Regions from separate parts of the Homo sapiens genome. Here region 2 is linked to region 1. Evidence: chromatin loops called from intact Hi-C (ENCODE). Cell type or tissue: heart right ventricle. All regions are shown on one strand.

The links. Hi-C counts contacts between places; a loop is a spot of excess contacts. Peaks named below come from ENCODE experiments on the same cell type or tissue, not always from the same donor. Only the 100,000 strongest peaks of a DNase experiment are listed, where the experiment ranks them.
Region 2: it touches region 1 in a loop (4-fold over the local background); 8 of 110 quality-filtered maps call a loop at or near these places.

Annotation. Positions count from the first base shown.
Region 1 is chr5:41,516,266-41,524,265 of GRCh38, forward strand. No RefSeq gene overlaps it. Among named protein-coding and RNA genes, the nearest start is that of PLCXD3, 9.7 kb to the left of the region's middle. In heart right ventricle, a CTCF peak has its summit at 3,735 (motif pointing left); no DNase peak of the experiment used is centred here.
Region 2 is chr5:41,831,671-41,839,670 of GRCh38, forward strand. The region is part of intron 7 of OXCT1 (3-oxoacid CoA-transferase 1); the gene reads right to left. Among named protein-coding and RNA genes, the nearest start is that of OXCT1-AS1, 34 kb to the right of the region's middle. In heart right ventricle, no CTCF peak of the experiment used is centred here; a DNase peak (open chromatin) is centred at 4,143; H3K27ac peaks cover 2,495 bases.

The DNA of each region.
Region 1 (8,000 bases):
GTGACTCTGTTGGGCAAATTTACCCTATTTCTTTTATCAGTTATAAAGTAGCCATTGTAACCACTTAGTTTTAATAATAGTTTATTCTCCACCTGATGACTACCAAGAGCGCATCTCAAGTTGAACAAATTGAACTTATCACTTGTTGCGCTGAGTGAGAATGTGCATCATGGGAACCTGGGACACCTTAGAAAGAGGATGTTAGAAAGAACTTAAAATATTTGAGCTTGCCTTAGGTGATTTGGAAGAGAGTTTAAGAAAGTGGAGCTTCATTCTGATTTGGATGGTGTCAAAAAGTAAGGAGAAGGTAATTCTATAATTAGGTATCATGATAAACCTTATCTAGAATGAAGAAACACTGGACTAAGGCTAAATCTGTAATGGTAAAGAAATAGGAGTCATTCATTAGAATAGAATAGTGGGTCATTTTTGTGGTGTAAGACAGTATTAATATTTTATTTTCAGGCATGATTACAAAGACTTCATATTCTTTTCTTTTCTTGATTTACCAAGGTCACAGAGTGGACCTGTATGATGCTAATGATCCAGAGCATGTTTTTGTTCAACAGGTGGACACCAAGGCCTAGCTGATAGTACCAGGAGAGCTCCTAGATGCCAGGGACTATTTTGCACTTTCTCATAAATAAATAGAAGGACACAGTCCGGTCTAATTTACCTGGGGTTCCAAGAGTCCTAGTCTAGTGGACCTTTGTCAATGATAGACACTACTGGCAACTTTGACATGTACTTCCCATCAATGACATTTTAACTTACATTTTACAGCAAAAGCAAATTGATGCAACAAAGTAAATTATATTCCTGTGTGTGCAAGCTGATTGTTGTTCTTCCACAGGTATGCCCTGCAAGACTTTTTGTATATTTCTGTCATTCTCAAATAGTCTCTCAGCTACACAGAAGCAAAGACAATCCCTGTTGCAGGGTAACTCATTCAATTTGCATTTCTTTCCAGCCTCTTCTTGCAAACCCCAAAGGCAATCATCTATATCTAGGGCTGTCTGACAGACACAGGTAATGCTGTGGGACACTCTAGCACCTTGGGGAAAGAGATTCTGAGAAGAAAAGTTAGATAATGAGCTCTCCATCTAGCTCTAGTCCTAGAACTGCAGTTCAGCCTCTGGAAGAGTGTGTCAGAAATATGGACATGGTGTGAGAGGCAGGACAGATGTCTTGCTGTTCAGAGAACTCAGAGCAATCTCAGCACTTGGAAAAAGAATAATTAGAGACTGATTTTTTTATAATTATTGATTTTTTCTGGCTGTCAGTTTAGCAACATTTAAGACTACAGCTTTGCCTAATAAAGGTTTACTCTAAAGAACAGTCACCTCCATTCAGTACTGAACCCTTCTTTACAGCTTTATGTAACTGCTAATCCATAAGTATGATTTTTTCTTTTTGTTTTCATCTTATAAAGAATTTAAAAATTGGAGCTATTTCTTTTCATACTTGAGCTCAATGGCTCAAATGTAACCAAGCATTAAGGAAATGTTACCATATCCCATTAAATTGAAGAGGTTAATTCCACATAATTTATAGCACCTTGATTTTATTAATCAACACTGTAATATTTGGGCATATCACTCCTATCAAAGAGATTTTAAGGATAAGAGCAGCATGGGGGAAAATAAAGCAGAATGCATTTAATTTTTTCTTCATCCCATGAAAAAAAAAGTTGTATTTAAAAAGTTATTTATATTTTCAAAAACATAAGAAAAAATATAAAATGCCCAGGTCCTGCTTTTTTTTATTTTTATTTTTTGGAAACACAGAAATTTGAGGGATTTTACAAGTCATAAGCTACAGAAACTGAGTAGCTGTCCACAACTTTAGTGCTGAATACAAACAGATTCATAATTTGCTCTTGGCATGTGTTTGTCCTGGCTTGTATTGTAAGCCTTTAACTACATCAGTATGGTGATAAATACCAAACTTTTTTGTGGTTCACAACCAAATCTTCCTTTTGGCCCTGTCTTTGAAAACATTTTGTGATGAAAAAGTTCAAACAAAAAAGTAGAAAATATAGTTAATAAACCTCCACATCTCCCTCACTGGTCTCAGTAATTATCAGCTTATGGGCAATTTTAATTATTTCACATACTTCCCTTCCAAGCTGGATTATTTTGAAGTAAAGTCCATATATGATAACAACATTTCATCCATATTTCAATATATTAAATTAATAACTATTGTATTTACAAACAGTCCATTCAGATTTAAAAATCACCAATGATTGGCTGAATTAACTGATTAAATTTTTCTGACTTAACAGATTAGTCACCTGGATACAATATAAATGTGAAGCTTTAAGCTTTAAGTTCTCTCCTTTTTTTTTTTTTCTTTTTTTGTCGCCCAGGAGACAAAAAAAAATCTGCTGCCCATTGCAACCTCTGCCTCCTGGAAGACGGGGTTTCACCATGTCGGCCAGGCTAGTCCCAAACTCCTGACCTCAGGTGATGCACCCACCTCGGCCTCCCAAAGTGCTGGGATTACAGGCGTGAGCCACTGTGCCCAGCCAGTCCTCTCTTTTTATTAACTTAATCGTATCTAGATAAATGCATAGATAAATGCATCGTAGGGAAATTATGAAAAGTGAAATTAAAGCTTCATGAACATAGATCATCCTAAATTCAAAGTAACCACAAACTCCGGTTGTGTAATCACTATGGACATACATCGTTAAAAAGATAATTAGTTTCCCTGTATCCATGTATGTCATCACTGCAATTACAGTGTAGTGTAATCATTGCCTTTATTCCAAATAATGTAAAGCCTTTTATATTAAAATGATTGAAGTTTGTGTATTTTTATCACAATGTTGGTCCCTTTTTTTTAAAAAAAAGCAAAATAAAATACATCCATCTCTAATAAACAAATGGATCTAGTCCTCATCTTGTTCACTATACTATATATATTTTACATATGGGCAATAATATAATTTTACTTAATTACTGTATTTAGCTTGAAAATAGCATTTGACAAAATATTTAAAAAGTTTGTAGATTTCCTTATAAATATATAAAGACATTTTTACTGTTATAGAGAAATGGCATATTTCTAAGAAATAGGAATACATTATCTAATAATTATATAATAACAACATTTCAACTGAGTGCTAAAATGCTATATTTGGAATCAAAGTATCTTTGAAAGGTTATATAAAGAGCTTGTTAATAAACTTGCCTTTACACACACTGCAGAAAGTGTTATAAAATTCATACTACATTAAATAAGAACAAATTATGAATACAAAATGGCTTAGGAGCAGCTTCCTCGGCTTCAGAAAAGACAATTGTGGGCCCAGATAAGGTGAAGGCCAAAATTTATTTTAAATCATACAACAGCTGACAGAAAGGTCCAAAAGGAGAACTGCAAATAGCACAATGCCTTATTTCCCTGGCTGAATGATTCGAATTTATAAAGCATAGTAGAAGAGAATAGGACAGATGAAAAAATATAACTCAAGAAGAAATCCCTGCATATACATCATGGTGGGATGAGGAAGTTATAGAGATACCTTCATAAAATTAGTAAGCATTCATCCTCCAAATTAATGAGTTTAGTAGAAAGCCCACATAGGGCACTGAAAAATGGCATACTTCTCAAAGTGAATAATGCTGGTTTGCAGACACAAAGGGTCATAAGACTAATCTTGATTTTGCATGGGAATTTGAAAATACAATACTCAAATTTATGGTTAGGTAATGTGGCCACCTGCAGGCTGTTAAGCAACAGAGGAAGAATATCCCGTTCTTATGGTTAAGAATGGGAAGTGATTTTCTCTTTAAAACAATTTATAGTCCGGGTGCGGTGGCTCATGCCCGTGATCCCAGCCCTTTGGGAGGCCGAGGTGGGTGGATCATCTGAAGTCAGGAGTTCAAGACCAGCCTGAGATAGTGAAACTCCATCTCTACGAAAAACCCAAAAGTTAGCCAGGTGTGGTCGCACGCACTTGTAATTCCTGCTACTTGGGAGGCTGAGGCAGAAAAATCGCTTGAACCCGGGAGGCAGTGGCTGCAGTGAGCCGTGATTGCGCCACTGTACTCCAGCCGGGGTGACAGAGTGAGACTCTGCCTCAAAAAAAAAAAAAATTATAGCAAAAAAATTACAACACAGCATTATCATATACTTTGTGTAATTATAAAACTTAAATTCTTCACACATGACAATTGTGGATATAATTTTCAACAAAGATACTACTTATTATACCTCATTAACTTTGATTACTGATATTGAAAAAGAATAGATTTACTATTATTGCTTTTCATCTTATTCTTGCCTTCTTTAACAAGCATTGAAAAATCTGAGATGTTGCTTTTGGCTAAGAGACATAGGGTTAGGTAAATTCGGCATTAGAAAAAGAGTGGGCCTGAGTTGACTGCAGTTCATTACAATGGCTACAAAGGGGATTGGGAGACCTGCGCCTAGTCAAAAACCATTGTGAAATAAAATATATTAAATAGCTGTTGGAAATAATCATAAGTCAATTTGAAGGAAGTGCATTTCAGTATGTAATATGTTTAATGAAGTGATTTGATAGTAGGACATATGTTAAGTTAATAATCATGGGAGAAATTAAAATATAAACAGTTTTTAAATTATGTGGACAGATTTCATTTAAAGCAAATATTAGCAGGTCAACTAATGAGTAGTGTAATGCAATGGTTTCAGAACAAGAACCAATCATTTCAAGTGTCTGTCACTGGTAAGTATTAACTATTTTAATGTTAGCATATAGATTAGCCTGTATAATCTGTGCTGGAAGCAATGGACTGGAGAAGGAAGTCAAGGAGAGGAAAGAATAATTAGAGGGAAATTGTGATAAAGGGTGAAATGGAATGACTATGAAATTAATCATGAACATTTTTGACCGTTCTTTACAACAAAAAGTAAAATAGAAATTTGTAAATTATTTAGCTAATATAACTATTGCAGAAAATTTCACTGACTAATTTAAATCAAGATACCAAATCTCACTCTAAAGACTCTTATTTGATAACACTAATTAGTTTGTCCCTCTTCCCTTAACCTTCTGTTGCATGGATACTCCCTACAGCTAACTTCTAAGAAAACACCAAGATTAAAATGGGGGTAATTCATTCAATTATTTAGATATTTTGCTTACATAAGTAAAGCCTGAGGTTCTCTTCTTCTTCATTTAGATATTTTGGCAGTAAATATTATTTTAATAGAAATCAATCTGAGGTAGTAATTTTTGTTTTGTCAGGGACATATGGCAGCCCAAAAGAGGGTGAAAAATAACATATTAAAAATAAACTTAAATATTTTAAAAATAGTATTAAAATATATCTTCATCTGACATAATAACTAAAATAGAAATTAATCAGACATACTCAGTGACACATACTTGCTGCCATTTGAAAAAATAACTACAGGATGGAAGCCAGGCCAACTAATAATATTAGGTAACAATTACTGTGTCCTGAATATATGCTGTAGGCACCAGAGCAGTGCATTATGTATATGATTCTGTTATATCCTCACATGGGGATTAAGATGCATTAACCTATCAGTGCTCATGGCCCCATCTCCAGGCTCGAACTTGCAATTGAGTCTGAGAAATGTAAAGGTCTCAATGATATTCTCTCAAAATGTATTTCTCATTTGGTTAACTGTAGCCATGGTCTACATGTTTCTTTTGCTAATGTACTAAATATGCCAAAACTTTCCCTCTACAACCATAGGTCTTTTTTCAATCTCTTAGTATATTTTTCTAATAATTTCATTTCTCCTGTGCTCACTATCTTGTGATATTAAGGGGTAAGGGTGTGGAAGAGTCCAGGCATAGCACCCTGGTTGCCAGTTAGATGTTCATCCATGGTTTTGAATCATGAGTATGATTGATAAACCTGAAATTCGTTTTCAGGTGGGTTTTGCTGTTAATTTTTAGCTCCTTGTCTGATCTTCAATCCAATCTAGATATCTATGTTTGATATTATTCTTCAATGATTTAAAATTCAAGGACAAGATTTGTGTACCTCTAGTTCATCTTTATTTTTTTCGAATCTAAATTAATATTTTCCCCCTTCTCTCTTTTTCTTTCTTTTCTAACTAGCATACATCCTAAGTCTTTTATATTGCACAATAATCCAGACCAAGACTATTTCTATGATTGGTCAAAATATTAAACAGTAGCATAAATATCTCATCGTAAGCCCTTATTAAGTTATTAGTAAACTAACCTCTTCTATGGGTGTAGAAGAGCTCTGTACTGACTCCCAGGCTCTGTGTTTGAGAAGGAGGCTACAGCAGATGAATTGACAATAACACAGGAAGCAGCAGGAGGGAGAGAGTGTGGTGGGTCTCCAGCTGCTTCTACACAACAGAACTTCTTTGGGTTACTTATCACTGACACCAAACTTCAGATTGGAATACAATAATGTTATTTACCTTCTATAACCCCCCTTCTCCCCTGCCCCCACACTCCTATACTTCAGTTTTTCCTTTTCCTTTTGTGAATCATTTTTCCCTTCACAATGCCATTGTTTATTTTAACCAAACTTCAGATATATGGTAACCTTCAGTGTGAATTGCTCTGTCCCCAATTCCTCCCACCCATCCTCCAAGGTGTTATGTTTTAATGTGTATGTGCTTGATTGCCATGGCTTTTGATAGATTTACTCTACATCACCTCTTCCCAGGGTCCCAAAGACCTGAAAGAGTTATATAGGTCAAATTGAAGTTGGGTAGAAAGTTGGGGAGAGGAGGAGAGGAGAAGGAGGATCTGAATATTTTTTAAATGATCATATTAAGTCCATTAAGATAAGTGCACTCCTAGACAAACATTATTCCTATCTGATGAATAACTTCCTCAAAGACTGGGTGTGTAGGTTAGAAAGGGTTCTGGGTTACTAATTAAGGTTAGAGTATAAAAAGCAGGATTAAATATGATTAAGAGCACATTTCTATGATTGAAACATTATTATTTTATGTTGAATGCATTTGTCACTGGCAAGAGTGTAGTCCAAAGGATGTTCAAATCTGTAATAAATGTTCATACATTTTGAGTGTTGTTCCACTATAGCATGCATCTAGAAATTCAAATGGACAGTTTCTTTTGTAGCTTATTTGAAGGCTATAAAGCTATTTGATTTATAAATCTCTTCCCTTTTGCATCCCCCTATACAGTGTGTGTGTGTGTGTGTGTGTGTGTGTGTGTGTGTGTGTGTGTGAAATTGTATTAAGATCTTTACTGAGATGGACTATGAAATTACTGATATTCAAAAAATCCACAAATATTAAATTAAATTTAGTCAATCTAAATAAGTTTTCAGCACAGTTTTAACTTTAGCTGGATTAAACTTTGTGATAATCCTGTATTGCATTCCTCTAAATAATTTTTCAGTTTTAAAATAATCAAAGCCAGTATGAGTGACTTTTAGAATTTGGCTGCTCCACATTAAAAAGAAAATTTGACCCTGTAGCCCTGTGAAATGATTTTTTGGGGAAGATAGACATGTCTTTCTATGCCATGATGCTTCCTGAAAAAGAATTAGACTTGATAAAATTTCTCCTTGCTCACAGCTACTACCACCTATTTCTTCTTGGGCTATGATTCTTTAGTTTTGTCTCCACGTATTGGGAGAGTTGAATAACTAATCGTAGTGTAAATGTAACAGGAGAACAAAAGTACACTAGATATTTTCAACCAAGAGATTCCAATAAAAGGAAACTGTTAAATAGATGTTGGAGAACTGAAAAGAAAACCTAAAAATGAACACTACAGTAATCATTGCAAGAACCTGCTGTCATCTCTAGAGCTGAGGAAGCAAAGACAACAATTTGAGGTTATCAGAACCCAGATGCTTGGAGCAGTGGTTCTGAAGAGCAGTATCTCTGAAAGACTGACATTGCCCAGCTTATTTGGGCACCTCTTAGGGAGATGAGACTCATTCTAGAAGTGTGACCATTCTGGAAATTTAGAAAAATAGCTGGGATCTTTCCCCTCTGCTGCTGCCAGTGAG
Region 2 (8,000 bases), 320 kb after region 1:
AATCAATTAGAGGAGGGAGAAGGCAAAGAGATGGGGATGTGAATGGGGCAGGAGTGACCATGGGTTGATAGTCATTGGAGCTAAGGTGTTGGGCTCAGGAAGGTACATTATACTCCTCTGCTTACTATTATATATGTTCATTATCCTCAAAAATAGACATTTAAAATGAAAATTTGTATTATCAGTTACACTGCAATCTTTACCTTTCCTCACTCACCAATCAGAAACACTACATGTCTGCTTGGCAGGATGGCAGACATACCCATGATCTTTTCCTCTGATTAACCTCCTAAAAAGAGATGGAGAGGTGGTGGAGCAAGATGGTGGAATTGAAGCCATTTGTCCACACCTCAGGAGCACCAAATTTTAACAACGATCTGTAAACAGAAAAGCACCATCACAAGAACCAAAAATCAGACAGCATTTGGGGAACTCACAGCACTGAAGGTAAGAATGCAGACCTGGCTGGCTTCGCCACCTGTTTATTGTAGAGCCCTAGGGCCTTGAGTTAAAATAGGTGGTAGTCAGGTAGTAGTTAACAGCAGGCCTTGGGCAAAACCCAGTGCTGTGCTGGCTTTAGGCCTGACCCACCACAGTCCCAGTGGTGGTGGCCATAGGGATGTGTTTGTATCACCACACCCCCAGTTCCAGGCGGTTCAGCACAGAGAGAGAGAGAGAGAGAGAGAGAGAGAGATTCCACTTGTTTGGAGGAAAGTAAGGGAAAAGAACAGCAGTCTCTACCTGGTAACCCAGAAAATTCTTCTGGATATTATCTAAGACCATCAAGACAATACCTCCTACAAGTTTACAAAAACCACAGCAATTATGGTTGGAGCCCAAGTCCCTTTGAATACCTAGAAAGCGTTCCCAAGGAAAGGCACTAACAAGACAAGACCACAAAGACTACAATAAATACCTAACCCTTTAATGCCCAGACACCAACAAACATCTACAGGCCTTGAGACAATCTAGGGAAGCATGACCTCACCAAACAAAATAAGGCACCGGGGACCAATCTTGGGGAAACAGAGATATGTGACCTTTCAGACAGAATTCAAAACAGCTGTTTTGAGGAAACACGAAGAAATCCAAGATAACAAAGAAGGAATTCAGAATTCTATCAGATAAATTTAACAGACTGAAATAATTTAAAAGAATCAAGCAGAAATTCTACATTTGAAAAATGCAACTGACATACTGCTGAATGCATCAGTCTCTTAAATAGCAGAACTGATCAAGCAGAAGAAAATCACTAAGCTTGAAGACAGGCTTATTGAAAATACAGTCAGAGGAGACAAAAGAAAAATAAAGAACAATGAAGCACACCTACAATATCTAGAAAATAGCCTCGAAAGGGCCAATACTAAGAGTTACTGGCTTTAAAGAAGAGGTAGAGAAAGAGATAGGAGTAGAAAAGTTTATTCAAAGGGATAACAAAATGTCCCAAACCTAGAGAAAGATAAACATTCAAGTACAAGAAGGTTATAGAACACCAAGCAAATTTAACCCAAGGAAGACTACCTCCAAAGCTACCTTTTGCGAGTTAATCAAATTCCCAAAAAATCAATGATAAAGAATTCCAAAAGCAGTAAGAGAAAAGAAACAACAGACAACAGAGCTCCAACATGTCTGGCAACAGACTTTTCAGTGGAAACATTACAAGCCAGGAAAGAGTAGCATGACATATTTAAAGGACTGAAGGAAAGAAACTTTTGCCCTAGAATAGTATATATGGCAAAATATCTTTCAAGCATGGAGGAGAAATAAAGAACTTCCAAGACAACCAAAATCAGAGGGATTTCATCAACACCAGACCTGTCCTACAAGAAGTGATAGAGGGAGTTCTTTGATCTGAAAAAAAAAAAAAAAGAATGTTAATGAGCAAACAAGAAATCATCTGAAGATACAAAACTCACTGGTAATAATAAGCACACATAGAAACACAGGATATTATTAACATTGCAACTGTGGTGTGTAAACACTCTTAAGCATAAAGACTAAAGAACCAATTAGAATAACTACAATAACTTTAAGACATAGCACAATAAGAAATTAAGAGAAACAAAAAGTTAAAAAGCATAGGGGTGAAGTAAAAGTGTAGAGTTTTGGCTGGATGCAGTGGCTCATGCCTGTAATCCCTGCACTTTTGGGAGGCCGAGGTGGGTAGATCACCTGAGGTCAGGAGTTCGAGACCAACTTGGCCAACGTGATGAAACCCTGTCTCTACTAAAAATACAAAAAATTAGTTGGGCGTGGTGGTGCGCACCTTTAATCCCAGCTACTTACGAGATCATGCCACTGTACTCCAGCCTGGGCAACAAGAGCAAAATTCCGTCTCAAAAAAAAAAAAGCATAGAGTTTGTATTAGTTTTCTTTTTGCTTATTTGTTTATGCAATTAGTGTTAAGTTTTCATCAGTTTAAAATAACGAGTTATAAGACAGTCTTTTCAAGCCTCATGCTAACATCAAATACAAAAAAAACTACAGATTCATAAAAAATAAAAAGCAAGAAATCAAAGCACCCCAAAGAAAAATCACCTTCACTAGAAGGAAGACAGGAAGGAAGGAAAGAAGAAAGAAGACCACAAAACAACCAGAAAACAAAAAACAAAATGGCACGAATAAGTCCCTACTTATCAATAATAACATTGACTGTAAATGGACTAAACTCTCCAATAAGACACAGTAGCTGAATGGATGAAAAAAGTTAAGACCCAGTGGTCTGTTGTCTACAAGAGACATGGTTCACCTATAAAGCTACACAGAGACCAAAAATAAAGGGATGGAAAAATATATCCCATGCCAATGGAAACCCACAAAAAAAAAAAAAAAAACAAAACAGAACAGGAGTAGCTATACTTACATCAGACAAAATAGATTTCAAGAGAAAAACTGTAAGAAGAGACAAAGAAGCTTATCATATAATGATAAAGGGGTCAATTCAGCAAGAGGATACAATGATTATAAATATATACACACCCAACACTGGGGCAGCCGGATACATAGAGCAAATATTATTAGAGCTAAAGAGAGACAGATTAAAATACAACAGCTGGAGACTTCCACACCCCATTTTCAGCACTGACAGATTTCTCAGGAAGAAAAGTCAGAGACATAGGACTTAATCTGCACTACAGAATGAACCTAATAGAGATCTACAGAACATTTCATCAGATAAAAATTACTAAGAGGAAAATTTACAGCTATAAGTGCCTACATCAAAAAAGAAAAAGAAATAACCTAATGATGTAACTTAAAGAACTAGAAAAGAGCAAACCAAACCCAAAACTAGTAAAAGAAATATAGATCAGAGCAGAAATAAATTTGAAATGAAGAAAATACAAAAGAACAATGAAACAAAAAGTTGGTATTTTGAGAAGATAAACAAAATTGACAAACCTTTAGCCAGACTAACAACGGTGGGGGTGGGGGTAGGGATGAAGACCCAAATAAAATCAGAGATGAAAAAGGGGACATTAAAACTCATAAGAAATTCAAAGAGTCGTTAGTGGCTACTAGGAGCAACTATATGCCAATAAATTGGAAAATCTAGAAGAAATGAATAAATTCCTAGACATATATAACCTATCAAGATTGAACCAGAAAGAAATTAAGAATCTGAACAGCCCAATAATCATAAATATATACACCTACTATGTATCCACAAAAATTTAAAAATTTTAAAACAATGGCACATGCCAGGCACCAGTATAGAACACAGAAGATACAGCTCCCTGAAGCCTGGCTCTTATAAATAAGTCTTAGAATATCACTTTTGAAAATAATTTTCTATATGTCCATTAACCTCTAATTCTTATATTAGATGGGTTCACCGATATTCAATTTATATTGTGATTCATAAACCACACAGGCTACAATAAATATTTGTGTGCACCAAATATCGTATCATCTAAGCAATTCTTTTACAGGCAAACATACCACAATATAAATACAATAAAAGTAATTATATTTATGTCATGATAAATGTACTTGTTTTGACTGAAAGCTGAAGTTAACTAAAATAGTTGAAAGGGCCTTGGGTAAACCTTTGCTGTCTCGTAAACTAGCCATGGCACAAGCCTGACAGCACAAAGAAATCCACAGCAGTGAGGTTATTTCAGTCACAGGCAGCCTCAGCAGCTTCAGTGGCTGAGTCAGACGACCTTTTCTGACAGCACGTGCATGCCAGGCTGCTTGCAGGAGACAAAGCATCAACAGTCTCCTGAGTGAAGCACTCTCATCCCTCCCCATAGGTTTTCTATTACAGGCTCCTTCAAAAAAAAACAGAAATAGGCCATTTCCAGAGAAACTTAGATGGTAGGTTATGCACACAGAAGACTAGCAGAGGGGCTCATAGGGAGTTGAGAGCTTAACACAATAACAGGATTCCTCCTGAGAAACAGCCAAATTAGTTCCCTTTGGAAGACTCAAGAGTCCTTGCTACTCCTTGTCATACACATGGAAGGCAACACCCAAGAGTCATTCCCTGGCTGGTTTTGCACTTGAACTTGTAAAGTTTATCAGGGAAGACTTCACCCTCACTCAAAGAGAGGGAGGTCCAGAAATAACACTGTCTGGACTGAAAAGAGAAACATCTCTCTAGCATGTGTGGCAATATGCGCCCATGTGCACTATTTTTCCCAAGTAGCTACCTAGGTCCATAAGAGGGGTAGGAAGATACAGCCAGCATCAACTGTGTCACAACTTTGTGGGGAAGCATGCAAATGGCTGCACATTTTAAGAAATATGAATGTAATGTTCATATTGGTTTTGTTAAAAACAGACATAAGTGATCACCTCTATGGTTTTACACAACTCATAAGTTTATCTAGAAAAGTGGTCCCCAGCTTTTTTGGCTGGTACTAGGGATCAGTTTTGTGGAAGACACTTTTTCCACAGATGGGGGTTGGGCAGGGACGTGGTTTTGGGATGAAACTGTTCCACCTCAGATCATCAGGCGTTAGTTAGATTCTCATAAGGAGCGAGCAACCTAGATCCCTCACATGCAGAGTTCATAACAGGGTTCCCACTCCTATGAGAATATAATGCCAGGGCTGATCTAACAGGAGGCAGAGCTCAGGCAGTAATGCTCACTCACCCACCACTCATCTCCCACTGTGCGGCCCAGTTCCTAACAGACCATGGGCCAGTACAGGTCCATGGCCTGAGGGTTGGGGCCCTTGGTCTAGAACACATCTGAAAACAAAACTTTGCCAAAAAGGACTAATGTTTCCCTTTTGCAGAGTCTAGAAATAAGTAACATCAAGGACAATTTGATTTTCTTTTAAATTCACAATAAACATACTCATTTACTTCTTGATGTAAAACATTTGCTGTAAATTATATAATTTAAAAATTATAAACAAAAAAGCAAGATGTATGTTCCTTTGCCACCCTGCTTCTAAATCCAAAACAAATTTAAGATGCCTAAGGGAATCTTAGTACTTTAAATATTTATAGTTCTATCCTCTTTAAAACTCAAGTCAAAACTCAAATCACCAGGGAGAAGAAAGGTTGAGAAGATGCAGCATTGTGGAGTGGGAAGATGCTGGCACAGAGCTTTAGGAGACAAGCTCTAATCCAGATTCCACAATTCAAAAGAAAGGAGATGAGCTAAGAGTTCTTTATTTAAGAAAAAAAAAAAAAGACGCCGTTGACTATGTTATATAGGGTGTAGTCACACTGTTATGCCTCCCACTGCTTAAGATACTATAGTACTAGAACAGACATTCAGTCACCACATTTAGAGAAATATGTAAAAAGCTTAAAGGTCAAAGAGGCTAGACAATCGAATGAAAAGAGTCCAAGAGAAAGACTGAATGAATGCACGGGGCCACTGAACACAGGATGATGCCTTTCTCAAAGACATCTCTAAGGTAGATGGTACTAGAACAAAAAAAAAAAAGACTACAATTGAAATAATTGTCAAGGAAGGTCTGGGATAGAAAAATAAGCTGGGCAAAAAAAAAAAAAAACTCCTTATTTGCTTGTATCTAATAGTTAGCAATGAAATGGACTACTTCTGGAGATTCAATATCTTCCAAGAGTTTAAAGCATCCATTGATAGATAACATGGAAGCATTTCATTACATAATGGAAAAGAGTAGACAGCCTGGAATCAGTTTCTCTGTGGGTCTCTCCTGGTTCCACCTAAGCTGTGTGACATTGGGTATATAACTTAACCTCTCTATGCCTTAAAGTCATCATCTCTAAAATAAAGATAATTATTATTCCTATCTCATAGGACTATTGTGAGAATTTAAAATAATGCACATAAGGAATACGGTAGTGACTAATACATCATAAATGCCTGAATAGTAGCTAACATTATTGGCATTTTGCATGCAGAAGAATATGCAGTTAACTTAATGATCCCTGAAGATTCCTCTTAAATGTTGCACTTCAGAGACCAGCTTATAATCATCCATCCCACTATGACTCCCATAAAAGAAAGCAAGATAGGGCTTGAAAAGTCATAGCAACCTGGAGGCCAGCGCAGGTAACGGAGTGCATAGGGTATAGCACAGAACAGGGGGCTGGAGGTCCAGGGTACTCACTGGACTCAAAATACAAATCACAAAGCCAAAACAGAGTTTCACATCAGAAAATGCCCAATCTAGGCACTAACCCCAATTCCAAATTATTTTCCACTTTTGAGAGCACAGTTCTTACAATTCAATCTATGGTCATGTTTCTACTATGTATACTATATGTTTCTACTATGAACAGGTGTCAGGGGTAGGCTTACAATAATCCTATAGTCCAAAGAGCTGTTTTGCTTATGTTCCTGTACTAGTATAACAGATTATTCTTGATCCTTCTAATCCAGCTTTGTCCAATAAAACTTCCTGCAATGATAATGTTTACTTGTGCTAATCAATACAGTAATCACTAGCCACATGTAGCTTTGCTTGATATGGGACTAGTATAAAGGTAAATTCAATTTCTCAGTCAATTTTTTTTTTTTTTTTTGAGACAGGGTCTCACTGTGTGGCCCAGGCTGGAGCCACAGTGACACAGTCACAGCTCACTGCAGCCTTGACCTCCTGGACTCAGGCGATCCTCAGACCTCAGCTCCTGGGTAGCTGGGACTTAGGCACATGCCACCACGTCTGGCTAATTTTTTGTAGACACAGGGTTTCACCATGTTGCCCTTGAACATCTAGGCTCAAGCGATCCACCTGCCTCAGCCTTCCAAAGTGCTGCGATAAATTAGGCCTGAGCCACTGTGCCATAATTTTAATTTTATAAGTCACATGTGGCTAGTGGCTACCATACTGGAGAGTGTAGTGAATTAGGAGTGGTTGCGCACATTACTGTATTGAAAGAGACCCTAATGTGTGTCTCGGCCTACCAGGAAAGCATTCTGTGATCCATCAGAGATGTCTGTTCCGGGACACAGGAGGGAAGCCTTTATTACATTTGCAGGCTTAGTTAAAGGATTTTCTCTCCTTAGGCCAAAAGAGAGCCTCTCTTTCCTAATACCTGCAATGATTCTTCAACACAAGGTTATTTTCTGCTCTTGTAAGAAATGAGATGAACTGAAAAGAACCAGATTATAACAGGAAAAATTTTAAAGAGAACTTCACCCAGGATAATGCATAACGCCCCTCTGTACTCTGGAAAGAAATACTGGTTTCTGACAGTTTTACAGAAATACAGGAAGTCAACAGGGTGTAAAACTATTGATTATTTTAAGCTATGCTGTAGGCCTTTTTTCAGTAATGCTATAGTTGTGTGCCACGGACAGGTCATTAAGATGGATGAATAAATTAAAGACAGGTTACACAGAAAGTGTAAGCCACACTATCCATTTTAAATTCAGAAAATGTAAAGCCATTGCAAAAGAAACCACCATGCCTCGGTTGAAAGTAACATATACTTCAGCAATTTAAAAATAGCACACTTCATTTTCCAAGAAAGGAACAAAACTCTAACATTTGATTGTTTCAAAATACACTGTACTGACTTCATGAAACATTATCTTGGCCTTGTAAAAA